2 separate regions of the Homo sapiens genome follow, and region 2 is linked to region 1. A link is an interaction called in ENCODE POLR2A ChIA-PET data of the cell type or tissue named here. Cell type or tissue: IMR-90. All regions are shown on one strand.

Region 1 (4,000 bases):
TTACAAAAATTGTCCATTAAAAAGAAAAAAAATTATCTTGCCTTTACTATACAAACTGTACATCAGGGTGATCAAGCAGTCTTGGAGGATGAAGAAAAAGTTCCTTTTACAGAAGAAATTTCAGTGTGATAGGGAGGAAATTAGAAAATCACCATTTTGCAACTCCTAATAAGATAACTGATTGAGGCAATGATCATCAAGGAATGAAACCATTAGGTTAAAGTAGTAAGATAAAGATACGCTGTCACCATCTGAACCTACTGATCAATCTTAGCATCACCAAAAGTGAGATAGCCTCTCAACGTGACGTGATATGAAGCACACAGCACCACTTGCAAAATGTTCTTACCAAAAAAGCAAACGTCAAGTCCCTAAAGCAAACTTTATTTACCACAATTATGAGAGATAAAGTTAAATAATATTACAAGGAAGCAGAAGAAAAATACAGAATGGGGGGCATTTAACAAGACAACTGGAAAATTCATGAGGGAAAAAACAGAATGGGGAATTCTCTACACTAAAAAGAACTTAAGGGACATGACAAGAAAATGAATGTGTGGTCCTTGTTTGGATCATGATTCAAACAAACCAAATAAGAAAACGCTTTTGAGACAAATAGGGAACTCTGGTTATAGATGGGGTATTAGATAGTACCAAGGAATTATTGTGGGTTGGAATGAGGTACACATTTTTAAAGAGAGAAGTATAGTAAAGTAAGCATGAAATGACACGCTTGGGATTTGCTCTCAAATACATCAGTGATTTAAAAAAAGGAAAAAGGAGATGGACAATAACAAGTTCTGACTTTTGATGACTCCAGCTGGTAGGGTTCACATCACTTCTTTTTTTCTTTGTTAGCATTTTTCATAAAGAACAGTAAGTGTTCACTGGATTTACTGAGATGATTAATGACCTTAACTTATTTGATAAAATAAAGAAAACAGAAACCAGATTGGCGAATAGTTTGTAAAGGGGAGGAGAGTGGTAGCTGAAGTGAAATGTGGGATTAAAGTAGTTTTGTTGTTGTTGTTATTACTGTTTCAAGAAAAAATAAACTTTGAGTTACTTAAATGTGGATGAGAAGGTGAAGACTGGGGAACGGAGTACAGCTAGAATAATCAACAGCACATGCGCCCTGAAAAGGCAGGAGGTTATAAGATCCTGAGTCAGGTAAAAAGAGGAAAAGGTGGATAGAGGGAGAAAAAAAATAGATTTGGTGGAGGGAAGTTGAAGGAATTGCAATAAGGGATTTTATTTTCTCTTTGGTTTTTTTTTTTTTTTTTTGAGACAGAGTCTTGCTCTGTCACCCAGGCTGGAGTCCAGTGGTGCGATCTCAGCTCACTGCAACCTCTGCCTATGGGGTTCAAGCAATTCTCATGTCTCAGCCTCCCGAGTAACTGGGACTACAGGTGTGCACTACCACGCCCATCTAATTTTTGTATTTTTAGTGGAGATGGGTTTCACCATGTTGGCCAGGCTGGTCTCTGACCTCAGGTGATCCGCCCACCTCAGCCTCCCAAAGTGCTGGGATTACAGATGTGAGCCACTGCGCTCAGCCCTTTTTTGTCTTGGAAGTAGCAGTCAAGGCCATCTGCTAAAAGTAAGAACAGATAAATTTGAGATTTGAAGAGAATAAAGGTTTAAAATTACTGCTATAGAAAGCAGGAGAATAAGTTGAAAGTAGAAATTTCACAGGATTACCAGGCAACATTGAGACCTGAGGTTGGTGATCAAGAATTTAGAGAGGTATTATCCCCTCTTCCATAATGTGTGATCTTTCTCAAGCAATATCTACACAGACAGTTGGGCTTACAAAGGCTTGGGGTTTTTTCAGGCAAATGTGACACAAAAACAAGGAAGTTTAGCATATTGGCAAGAGATATAGAAATGGAAGGCCATGGAATCTAAGCTAGTTAGAGTAGTGAAGACAGAAAGAGCTAACAGAGCAGAAAGTATCAGTTGTCGAAAGATCCAACAGTCTTCTGAAGGATCCTCGATAATCCATGCTTTGGCTTGGAAAGGACTTCTGGCGGTTGTCACAAAGTCAAATGTGACTTTTCCCCTTGATTCACAGGTATTGCCAACTGAGATAGGAATAGCTGTGATTAGTAAAAGGGAGCTAATAAGTATGAGGAATACATGGACGGGCATCTCTATACTGAGATAGGACAAGCAGTGGTCCTAACAATGCTGCTCGCTAATTTATGGTCAAAATCCTACTTGGCTTGGGGATAGGAGATGGCAGCATTTAAGTGTTAGTGTTTCTAAGAGTTTTGTTCTAGTACTCTCCTCTTACTCTGGAATCAGGTCTCCTAAATTACATCATCCATATCTACCACTTTAAATACTACTTACGTTCTGATGGCTTTCATAAATATATACAACTACCCAAGGGACACCTCAAACTCATTATCTACCCACAAACATCTGCTCTTGCTTTAGTATTCTGGATCTTAGTGAAGAGCAAGGGATCCTTCAGTTACGCCACCCAGAAGCCCAAGATACCTTTATCCAGTCATTCGCTTTTATTGATTCTACAAGTTAAATCTCTCTCAAATTCACATCCTGTTTTTTCTCTCCATTCTTAACTGTCACTGCCTTAATTCAGGTCTTCACTATATCTTGCTCAGATTTTGGCAACAGCTTCACCAGATCTCTGCCTCCATTCCAACCCACCTATAATCTATCTTTGTATTTCTCTAAGAGATACTTCTAAAAATCTGATTATTTTCCTGTCTACTTAATCCTACAACAGTTTAGAATTGCTTAAAGGACAGCTCCTTAGTAAAACATATAAGGCACGCTAATAATCCAATTCATATCTATCTCTCCAACTCTCACTACTGACCCTGAGGTCATTTATGCATTAAAAAAACTGCACTGATCTAGTTATACTGGTCCCAAAGGCATTATACTCTGCCATAAACCATGCCATGTTATTTCCTCTGCGTGGATACCCTAGAATCTCCTTGACTATGAGCAAGGATTGTGGTCTTCAACCTTGTACACCCAATGCCTGACATACGATATATACAATAAATGGATATTACATAACAAAATGAGCCCCTTTCAATTTTAAAATAGCACCAGATTCAAATTCCCATTTTCCTAAAAAAACCAAATGTAACTACAGTTACTCATAGTTGGAGAGACTTTATTTCAAGAAACAAAGGAAACACTTCACTTTTGCTGTTCTTTCCTTAACTACTTAAATATTTCATCAAATTTTGTATTTTTGCAGGATTGTAGAAAAGACGAATGACTGGAATACTTGAAAGAATAATTCTGAGAATACTATTCTATTATCTTCATCCTACTGTTAGGCAATCCTTGAAATTCATGTTTAATAAGTTAATAACTAATCTTCAGTGACTGAGTAGGATGAATTTTAGCTAGTCAATCAAGTTACTTAAAAAAATGAAACAGAAGTAATTTTAAGAGGCATCAGATTGGAAAAGTGAAAAGAGCACTAGAATGAGTAGTTGAATTTGCATCCCTGTACTTCTTCTAGAGAGGTATACAGGTAAGTCACAATCTCTCAGGTTCCTCTCTTCACCCATAAAATGGGGATAACAAAAGTATTATTTCACAGGGTTCTTGTGAGAATAAGTTAATCCATACAGAACAACCCCTGGAACCTACTGCCATACCACCTAGTAAGGATGGTTAGTAAGGAAGCCATCAAAGACTAATAACCAGACTGTCTCAAAGGGACTTGGGAGCCAACTTGAAAAGGCTTGCACTGGCCAAAGATGTAACAATTTAAGCATCAATAAGAATGGTAACTGCAATGGATTAAAAAATAGTAACTAGTTTAAAGGCTGCAGTTTCTGACATTAAAAAAAAATTGGTCATCTTTGGAGAATGCTAGATAACCAACTCTTTATTCTGAAAACCAGTAATAAAGAGAAAGAATCAACCAAACAGATGAAGTCAAGTTTCTCCTCACAGAAGTATTTCAACAAATAAATGAATCCAGGTGGAATGGCACTATTTGTAA
Region 2 (4,000 bases), 130 kb before region 1:
ATGCATGCTGTAGAATTGGAGGAAAATGGATATTAGCATTTCATGTCACATGGTGCACATTTTTTGACTGACTTCTATACAGATTATTAATACTTAAATGGAATTACAGAATTCTTTTTGAATAAAACATGTGGTGACCATTGATACAGCTTATCCATTTGCTCATGCTTAATTTTGGTACTGACTGTGGCAATGCATAGAGTGCAAATAGGTTCACGTTCCTGCTTTACCACTTAATGACTGTGTGCAAAATACTTAATTTTTGTGAGCTTCATCTCCCTCATTTAAGAAAATTATTAGACCTCACAGGGTGTTAAAATTAATGCCAAGGACGGATTGTCAACTGCAAAGCCTCACAGGGCTAGTGGCTGTTCTTTCCAGCAAAGAAAGGAGGATGGAAATTTCTTAGGATAAGAACTAAGGCCCAGCACTGTTGGTGCTACCCACCTTTCTAGCCTCTTCTTACACAGCTCTCTGCTCCCATCACTTTGTCTTCTCTCAGTTTTCTTTTCTTTTCTCCTTCTCCTTCCCCTCCCCTCTTCTTTTCTTTTCTTTTCTTTCTTTTTGAGACCGTTTTTTTTTTTTGCCCAGGCTAGAGTGCAATGGTGCAATCTCAGCTCACGGCAACTTTCGTCTCCCAGGCTCAAGCGATTCTCCTGCCTCAGCCTCCCAAGTAGCTGGGATTACAGGCATCCACCACCATGCCAGGCTAATTTCTGTATTTTTAGTAGAGACCGGGTTTCACCACGTTGCCCAGGCCGGTCTCGAACTCCTGACCTCAAGTGATCTGCCCGCCCTCCCAAAGTGCTGCAATTGCAGGCGTGAGCCACTGCACCCGGCCCTTCTCTCAGTTTTCAAAGGGGACAATGCTCCTTCCCATGGCACTGTTTTTGCTCATGCCATTCTTCTGCCTGGAGCGACTGTGCATGCTCCTCATTCCTGCCCTCCTGCATAGTAGTTACTCACCATAGTTACCCAGGCCAGCATCATTTCCCTGGGAAGACTTTCCTGAACCCCAGAGGGGCTCTCACCGCACACTTGCAGAGGCCTTGCTGAGCCCGTGTCCGCAGCAACGCTACGTTTCCCTGCAACCCTATGGTTAACATTTCCTTCCACCACTAGGCAAGGAAGGCCTGCGACGCTCCCCGTCTGAGCATGGTGCTAAACACAGTGCCTAGCACCCAGTAAGCGCACACGCATGAGGGAAGGAGCTGGGAGCTGGCTCGGCAGGTCTGGAAGTTGGATAGGGTCTGTAAAGGGCTGCCTGGCTCCAGGGGCCTCACACGCAGCGACCTCAGCCGGGCCCAAGGTGCGTGTACTGCGCATGCCCAGCCAACTGGTCTTCCAGAACCTTCTTCAGTGAGGAGGTTATACCCGGAGGTCTCGACGCTCGCTCGTGCTGCTCGTGTTGCCGCTGGGTACGTTTGCTGCCAGTGCTGATCCAGCCGGAGGCGAAGAGAAGCACTTTGGGGGCAAAAGGTAGGGGTTGTGCCTTCAGGATCTCTCCTCTCTGTCCCCTGAGCGGCCCGCAGCCTCCCCAGCCGAGATGGCCGTGCTTTTGGGGATGGGTGGGAAGGTTCTCAGCGGCGGTGGCCATGAGCGAAGAGGCCCGTTTTGCAGGTTTCACACGAGGCTTGGGTGAGGCCAGCAGGGAACGACGGCCCCAGAAGGGCCAGGGCACTGGGCTTAGGGGTAACCCTGGGCCGTGGGCTTCAGTGACTGGGAAAGAGGCCCTTCGGATAAGAGAAAGGAGGTGTTGGGGTCAGTTGGGAGTCACTGAGGCCAGATCTTATTTGTTACCCAAAAAGGGGCTAATTTTCTGAGATAGCAAGCGGAATGGGAGGGCTTCTCTCGCCTGACCCTACTTCGTGGTGAAACTGTTCTGCCATGGTAGGGTAGGGCCCCGCCCCTCTGAGCAGGCTGGGGCCGCTGCGCCCAGCTCAGGCCTGTCCAGACACTAGTTTCCTGGGCTTCGTTTAGGAACTTGTCATGCAAAGTCTGAGAGCAACCACATTCTCTCAGGAAGCAGGCAGCGGGAAGGAGAAAATCCCATTGATCGTTGCATTTATGGCTAGACAAGGCTTTTAGGAGAAACAGAAACCTGATGAGAGGATGTTGCAGGCGTTTCTCACAGCCCTGGGAATGGAGCCAAAGATGATCTAGAGTTGAAATCAACAGTTACCAATTCCTTTTTGGACAAGAATTTTAACTTCCTGTGCCTTGAAAAATTCCAGTTCTGTGTCCGTAGGGGATCCAAATGCTAATGTAACCCCAAAGAACTTTACAAAGCGGAATTCTTAGTTTTCACAAGTGTGGCCCAGCCTCCCTCTTGAATCTTTTTGGTTGTGGAATCGAGGTGTTCTGTTTAATTATCCAGTGTGACTGACTCTGTGGCAGGGACGGTAAGAGCCTTCCCTTTTTACTTGTGAGAGGAGAAGTTTCTCTCATAAAGAAACCTCCAGGCCTGTTTGAATTTCTCACAGTGTGGATTTCCCCTCCTCTCGGCAGCTGTTGTTAGTATTAAACTGACTAGAAAGGGGTTTATTTCTTGAAAGTCTTAGAAGCCCCAAGAGAATATTCTGATTTTTCTTTTTCCCTCTCCTCTCCCCACGCAGGGAGTCATTCCTTCCTTCCTAAATACAACATGGTGAGTTACATGCAGGCAAATCCTAGCTGTGGGAGGTTTTATATCCTGTCTGCATCTAAGTCACTAAGAGAAAGGACCAAGTTCTTCCTTTGCTAATCTTATTATCTGGCTTCTTGGTTTATATTTCTCATGTAAAACTTAAGGACTGGGTTAGGTTTGTGAATAAACAGTTTTGAGAGAGCATGTTAAGGACATGATGTAAAGGACAACTTTTGCAAAATGTTGACAATAGCAACATTTTTGCTTGGTGACTTTAGGCAAGTCAGCTTGTAGTCTGAGGATATGTAACAATAGCCATTAAGAAGCTGCTGACTAACCTGGAGAAAAATTATCCTGAAAAGAAAACATGTTTATACTTAAAATATCCATACTTATTTAAAATGTCACTTTAAAATTGCATATGTAAGTAATTTTACAAGAAAAAATCCACATTCTTAAAAATCTTCATTTACTGTTTATCATTCATTTCATCCACCAAACTTTTATTCTTATGGTTCTAGACTCTGAGGTCACATATGTGAACAATGATTTCCTCAGAGAGTTCACAGTTCAGTGGGGGAAAACAGCATGTACATTAACACTTATTATAGAAGAAGTGGTATGATAAAGGATTGTACAGAATAATTGGAGGTACAGAGAAGTGCACAACCCTGGCTGATGGGTTCAGACGCAGCTGTCTGAGTTAGGTCTGAAAAGGAGAATTGGCTGGAATTTGTTACAAGAAGAAGTTGGGGGAATATTCTAAGCAAGAGGCAGGAGAAGGTATGCCAAATTTGAGAACCTGCAAGTACTTTAGCAAGGGTGGACGGTAGAGTGAATAATGGAGTGGTGAGAAATTGGTCTAGAAATGTGGCAGGAACAAGACGATGAAGTGCCTTGTGAATCTCTATGTGGGGAGGAGACACTGCAGAATTTTAACTAAGGGAATAACATGAGATTTATATATACACACACACACACACCCCTGTGTATACATCTGCCCCTTGTCACCAGTCTTTAATCTTATTTTACTTGAACATTTCCTTGTGTCTACGTAGTTTATATATTTGTAAAATGTTCTCATATTTCTAGCCTCTTCATTCTCAGTTCTGTGTATTTGAGTTGTTTCCAATAATGTCTCAGTAATACAACAGTGATCTTACTATTTTAAAAAAGATTTTACTCTCTTGGGGTATTTCCCATCTTTGAAACTGTAGGGACAAAGGTTAAAAAACGTTTCTGTATCTTCTGTAACATTTTGACAGATTGCTTGCCAGAAAGATTGGGCTATCAGTATGTAGATGTATCTGTTTCACAATCCTCTTGTCATTTTATTTACTTTTGTTCATTTAGCATGTGAAAATTGGCACTAGA

The links. Peaks named below come from ENCODE experiments on the same cell type or tissue, not always from the same donor. Only the 100,000 strongest peaks of a DNase experiment are listed, where the experiment ranks them.
Region 2: POLR2A ChIA-PET joins it to region 1 with 11 read pairs; 2 of 35 experiments call an interaction of 5 or more read pairs at or near these places.

The regions. Positions count from the first base shown.
Region 1 is chr4:76,139,020-76,143,019 of GRCh38, forward strand. The region is part of intron 3 of NUP54 (nucleoporin 54); the gene reads right to left. Among named protein-coding and RNA genes, the nearest start is that of NUP54, 7.4 kb to the right of the region's middle. In IMR-90, no CTCF peak of the experiment used is centred here; no DNase peak of the experiment used is centred here.
Region 2 is chr4:76,009,842-76,013,841 of GRCh38, forward strand. It overlaps a transcript of ART3 not described here. Among named protein-coding and RNA genes, the nearest start is that of CXCL9, 4.3 kb to the left of the region's middle. RefSeq lists enhancers at 1,279-1,923, 2,211-2,270, 3,645-3,764. In IMR-90, no CTCF peak of the experiment used is centred here; DNase peaks (open chromatin) are centred at 2,140 and 2,860; H3K4me3 peaks cover 603 bases; H3K27ac peaks cover 2,524 bases.